2 separate regions of the Homo sapiens genome follow, and region 2 is linked to region 1. A link is an interaction called in ENCODE POLR2A ChIA-PET data of the cell type or tissue named here. Cell type or tissue: PC-9. All regions are shown on one strand. Links, peaks and the distances in the headings refer to the core of each region. The heading gives the core; the rest is flanking DNA.

Region 1 (2,912 bases), core at 88-2,587:
TACTTTTTGCATTTCATATCTCTCAACTTTTCCCATCAGTTCCACCCCATTCATTCAAAAATAGATTTAAAGCCTTTGTGTTCAGTATGTTGGTAACAATTTAAACCTGATAAATTCCTGGTCCGTGTTGCTGTACCAGAGTTGGATGGCCTCCACAGAGTTGACCATGCAAATTTTCTTGATGCCAAGCTACAAGACAGGGCTGGTCACTGTTCCTTTCTCCTGCCTTAGAAATATCTAAGAAGCACAAGTTCCTCTCAAGTCATTCATTTAAATGCCTCATTGTACTCTGTGTTTATCCAACACTGGTAATAATAAAGCTACCGTATTATAAAGTGGTTCCAGGTTAAATGATAAGCTTTTGTCTACCTACAACTGTTATTGAACTGTTATGTACAGTTTTGTTTTAGGTTCTAAATTATTGAAAACTTGATCTGAGGTGGCTTAGTTTTTTTGTCCGAAATTGGTATTAGTCTCAAGAGAACTATGAACTTAAAATCAGTGTTCAGATTTGATGAGATATAGCTGTAAGTTGTTGAACGTTTGTATTAGTTTCTTGGGCTGCCATAACAAAACACCACGGACTGAGTGGCTTAAACAACAGAGGTTTATTTTCTCATAGTTCTGAAGGCTGGAAAGGCCAAGATCAAGGTCACACAGGGTTCAGTTTCTGGTGAGGGCTCTCTTCTTAGCTTTCAGACAGCCTACCCTCTTGCTGTGTCCTCACATGGTTTTGCGGGGTGGGGGACGGAGAGGGAGAAAGAGTGAGCAAGGGAACTCCGGTGTCTTCCCCTTCCTGTATGAGCTCCAGCTCTATCTGATTAGGGCCCCACCCTTAAGACTTCATTCAATCATTATCACCTCCCCAATGCCCCATTGCCAAATACCATCACATAGTGGGTTAAGGCTTCAATATAGGAATAGGAAACATTCAGTCCATAACAGTGAATAGCGTTTCTTCGTAACTTTTTTCTGTCATTTGAAGAAATGTTCCTAACTTAAGTATAACTATTACTTTGGCAATTCCTGTATTGGGAGCTCTTTACCTCCCTCCCACTTTACCCTCCAAAAAAAGGGAGTAAACTGCCGACTTTTTTTTTTTTTTTTTTTTTTGAAACGGAGTCTCTCTGTGTCGCCCAGGCTGGAGTGCAGTGGCGCGATCTCGGCTAACTGATACGTCCGCCTCCCGGGTTCATGCCATTTTCCTGCCTCAGCCTCCCGAGGAGTAGCTGGGACTACAGGCGCCTGCCACCATGCCCGGCTAATTTTTTTTTTTTTTTTTTTTTTGTATTTTTAGTAGAGACGGGGTTTCACTGTGTTAGCCAGAATGGTCTCCATCTCCTGACCTCGGGTGATCCACCCGCCTCGGCCTCCCAAAGTGCTGGGATTACAGGCGTGAGCCACCGTGCCCAGCCTAAACTGTCGACTTTTAAAAATTTTTACCATGATCTGCAGTGAGAAATACATTTCTTTTACAACCCATTTTATGACTACAAATACATAAAAAGAAACAAAGCTTCAAAAACTACTCTTACTAGGTATCATACACTTACTCTAGCTTCTGTTCTCTTCTATTTGTGTTTGCGTCTAATGCTGGTTGCAGCCTACTAAATTGACTTCACAGCCCACTAATGGCATGCAACCACAGTTTGAAAAACACTGATTTCAACAGTGCTTCTGCTGCTCGGATTGTAAATATGAACTTCTGATTCGCATTGATGTGAGAGTTTTTCCTCTTTTTGCTGGTAACTTTCCCTAGGACCTGAGGCAGATTCCCAAATCTCAGTCCTCTATTTTTTGTTGGTGGGCAGAGCCAAAGTGGCCTTTAGAATAGTTAATGAGATTTAGTATTTGGGCCCTTTGCTATTGTTAAGCTATAGGATTGCATTGCCTCACTCAGAAAATGACCTGTTTCCTTTCAAATCCCATTAAGTTGAATAAATGCCACCATATTCATCTGTTTAGAAAAGTTGTCTTCACTAATATTTTTCATAAATTTGTAGTCTTTCTTAACCTGACATGTATTCATGTCATTAATTGGAAATCTGTGCAAACTAGGAGTACAGAAACCCTTGGGGGAAAGGTAAAGAAATAAATACATTTATATATATATATCAGACAGATCGACCTCATTCTTGCCCTTTCCCCACTAAACCTCTAGATATTTCTTGGTCTGCTCTTCCCTTCATGTGTGAGCCATTAGCAAGTGTGAGCTGGGCTTAGGCTATTTTGGGATATTCCTCTCAATGAACATGGCCCCTGTTTATTTCTCTTTTCATTCATGTTGACCAGAGTAAGCCATCTTTTTAGGTAAAACTTTTCTTTTTTTTCTTTTCTTTTTTCTTTTCTTTTCTCTTCTCTTCTCTTCTCTTCCCTTTTTTGGAAAAGCTTTCCCCTCTAGGTTTTTTTTGTTGTGTTTTTGTTTTTGAGACAGAGTCTCGCTCTGTCGCCCAGGCTGGAGTGCAGTGGTGCAATCTCGGCTCACTGCAGCCGCCACCTCAGGGGTTCAGGTGGTTCTCGTGTCTCAGCCTCCCTAGTAGCTGGGATTACAGGCGTGCCCCACCACACCCAGGTACTTTTTGTATTTTTAATAGAGACGGGTTTGCTCTTTTGGCCAGGCTAGTCTCGAACTCCTGGCCTCAAGTGATCTCCACAACTTGGCCTCCCAAAGTGCTGGAATTATAGGCATCAGCCACTGCGCCTGGCTAAAGTCCCTTTCTTAAAAGAAATGTTTTTAAGATATGAGTAAATACTGGACTTGTGTATAGTATCTGATACCAAGATAAAAACTCTTCCTGAAATTAATGTTAATTGAATTCATTTATTCGATACATTTAGTAGTAAATTCAAGGAGTAACTATTGTCTTTTCCCATACAGTACTTAACTTTCTACTTCATTTGTCACAACGTTA
Region 2 (2,912 bases), core at 191-2,690, 55 kb after region 1:
AAGAAAATCTATTAAGGAGAGAGATGACACTTAACACAATATCAGTTTTTTGGTTTTTTTGTTTGTTTGTTTTTTGAGACGGAGTATCGCTCTTGTCACCCAGGCTAGAGTGCAGTGGCGTGATCTCGGCTCACTGCAACCTCCACTTTCTGGGTTCAAGCAATTCTCCTGCCTTAGCCTTCCAAGTAGCTGGGATTACAGGCGCCCGCCACCACACCCAGATAATTTTTGTATTTTTAGTAGAGACGGGGTTTCACCATGTTAGCCAGGTTGGTCTTGAACTCCTGACCTCAGGCGATCCACCCGCCTCTGCCTCCCAAAGTGTTGGGATTACAGGCGTGAGCCCCTGCGCCTGGCTGGCCTGAACATTTCGATAGAGGGAAGAAATGTGGAGCCCTGATAGCCACTATGGTCAATAAGCCTGCGTGGAGCTCTGGATAGCATGAAATCTCTAGGGAGGGAGGCCCGAGGCTGCGAGAGCCCTGTGACGTGGCGTGCCTGTGGTTACATAGCCCATTAATGGCAAAATTGACTTAGCAGAGTTTTTCCAAACTTTCCCACCCAAGTGCTCCCAAACTACTGAAAATTGTATTCTAGAGACCTAGAAGGACAGTTAAAATTTCTTGGAAGTATGACTTTTGATCTTAAATGTGAATGTTGCAATCTACTGCCTCGAGTACATTTTAAGTGATTTATCAGTGAACAAAATGGAGGCCCCTGGAAGATGAGCCCAGTCTGGACTGTGGCTTTGACGCCTAGTCTGGGGCTTGGTCAGCTTTGGCATGCAGGCCCTGTCTCTGTAGGGCCTGCCTGCAGGTGGGTCAGAGGTTGAACTTTCAGAAATGTAGCCTAAAGTGCTGGAAGGGAAATCTGTCACCCTCAGCATCTTCATTTGCTTCCAGTCTCCGTCCCTGTCTCCCTTTGTGATTCAAACACATTTGATGGAAAAATCTAGGCCCTTCTGTCCTGGGGGATAATCTTTTAGCTCGCTCAGTGGTTAGGTCTGGCCTCATCCTAGCCTTTGGGTGGGTGCATAGATCCCAGGGTGGGATGGACACAGACAGCTTGGGACCCATGAGGCTCAGAAGCCTGGGTATGGATTGGCCAAGATTGTGCCCAAGGACTTCCCAGCCTCATCTCCTCCATCACAGTCAGCCTGCAGCCCCTCATTCAGCCCCACCTTTAGCTTAGAGTGTTTACAGTGCTCTCCAGTAAAAAACAAATATATCTGCCCGGACTTGCAGTGCCTTTCAGCCTAGAGCTACCCACCGTCATCTCTGGGTGGCTAAGTACAGAAGAGCCGAGGAGGCACTCCAGGTCAAAGTTAGCTTCCTTAGCAGCACCACGTCTCATTCCTGTCTCCATAGCCTGCAGATAGAGAAGGTACAATTTAAAAAGAACGCATGCCCTCTCCAGCTTGAGCAAGCTGCATAAAGCACTATGAATATTCAGGTTTCGCTCTGGCAGGCAGGGCCCCAGGCACTGCGGGCCTGTGCCAGGCAGCAATCCTTCGTCCACACCCCCTGCCTGCCCATGGCTCAGGGGGGCTCCAGGCTGCGGGAGCCTGTAGTGACGAAAGAGCAGGTAGGGCCCTGGGCAGGCTGTCTGGGCCAGGCAGGGCGGGGGCAGCCGGCTGGGTGAGGCCCAGATTCCCCAGGCTGATAAGGCAGCCTGTAAACACCCGGCAAGGGGAGGGGGCAGAGGGCAGGCGACCAGATGGCAGGAGAGGGGGGAAACCGGAGCCCAGGCCTAGCTGCAGGAAGTGGGGCTTGATGTGGAAACATCCTGTCCAGCGGGGGCTAGGCTGGTGGCCATCAAGGATCACTCCCTCCACCATGAAGGCAAGCTCAGTGCAAGGTGGGGCTGCTGGCCTGGGCGCCAGCCCAAGAACCTGGTTCCTGACATCTCCAAAGGACATGATCAATGGGTCTCTATTATGGGTTGCTCTACCACCTAGCACTGCTGAGGCGAAATCAGAACTGAGCTGCCCCTCATGGAGACAGTCAACAGAAGGATTGTCATAGAGAATTTGAATCTCATGGGAAAATCTTCATCATCACTATCAGTGAGGAGCATCTATTTGAACACTTAATTGTGTCAAAGGCCTCCTGCAGCACCCAAAGGAGAGCCACGTATCTGACACTCCATTCTATTCTGCCTTACAGTGCTCGCTTTTTTTCCTTTCTTTTTCTTTTTCTTTTCTTTTCTTTTTTTTGAGACAGTCTTGCACTGTCGCTCAGGCTGGAGTGCAGTGGCGCGATCTCAACTCACTGCAACCTCTGCCTCCCAAGTTCTAGAGATTCTCCTGCCTCAGCCTCCCGAGTAGCTGGGATTACAGGCATATACCACCATGCCCAGCTAATTTTGTATTTTTAGTAGAGACGGGGTTTCTCCATGTTGGTCAGGCTGGTCTTGAACTCCTGACCTCAGGTGATCTGCCTGCCTCAGCCTCCCAAAGTGTTGGGATTACAGGTGTGAGCCGCCGCACCCGGCTGCTTTTTTTTTTTTTTTTTTTTAATAGAGATGGATTTCATCATGTTGTCTAGGCTTGTCTCAAACCCCTGGCCTCAAGCCACCTTCCCACCTCGGCCTCCCAAAGTGCTAGGATTACAGGCGCAAGCCACCATGCCCGGCCCCTTGCAGTACTTTCTAATTAGAACCTCAGAGGTTCAGAACTGGCTGAGCCTTTAGCAAAAGATTACCAAACTCGCCTACTTCACTTTACAGATAGGGAAATTGGGATCCAGAGAGGGGCAGGGACTTGGCCACATTAATGGAAGACCTGAAATTAAAGTCCTTAGTTGGAAGTGTTTTCCACTGCTTACCCCAAGGAAAGCAGCTTGCATAAGGTTGGACCTGCCATGCATACTCAGTGACCCTGTACTTACCCTTGCCTAGGATTATAGGGAGGC

Evidence for each region. ChIA-PET counts read pairs that join two places held together with the same protein. Peaks named below come from ENCODE experiments on the same cell type or tissue, not always from the same donor. Only the 100,000 strongest peaks of a DNase experiment are listed, where the experiment ranks them.
Region 2: POLR2A ChIA-PET joins it to region 1 with 7 read pairs; 13 of 35 experiments call an interaction of 5 or more read pairs at or near these places.

What each region holds. Positions count from the first base shown.
Region 1 is chrX:130,151,554-130,154,465 of GRCh38, reverse strand. The region is part of intron 2 of AIFM1 (apoptosis inducing factor mitochondria associated 1); the gene reads left to right. It also overlaps a transcript of RAB33A not described here. Among named protein-coding and RNA genes, the nearest start is that of AIFM1, 13 kb to the left of the region's middle. In PC-9, for the core only: no CTCF peak of the experiment used is centred there; no DNase peak of the experiment used is centred there.
Region 2 is chrX:130,096,738-130,099,649 of GRCh38, reverse strand. The region is part of intron 1 of ELF4 (E74 like ETS transcription factor 4); the gene reads left to right. Among named protein-coding and RNA genes, the nearest start is that of ELF4, 12 kb to the left of the region's middle. In PC-9, for the core only: no CTCF peak of the experiment used is centred there; a DNase peak (open chromatin) is centred at 1,509; H3K4me3 peaks cover 1,081 bases; H3K27ac peaks cover 2,115 bases.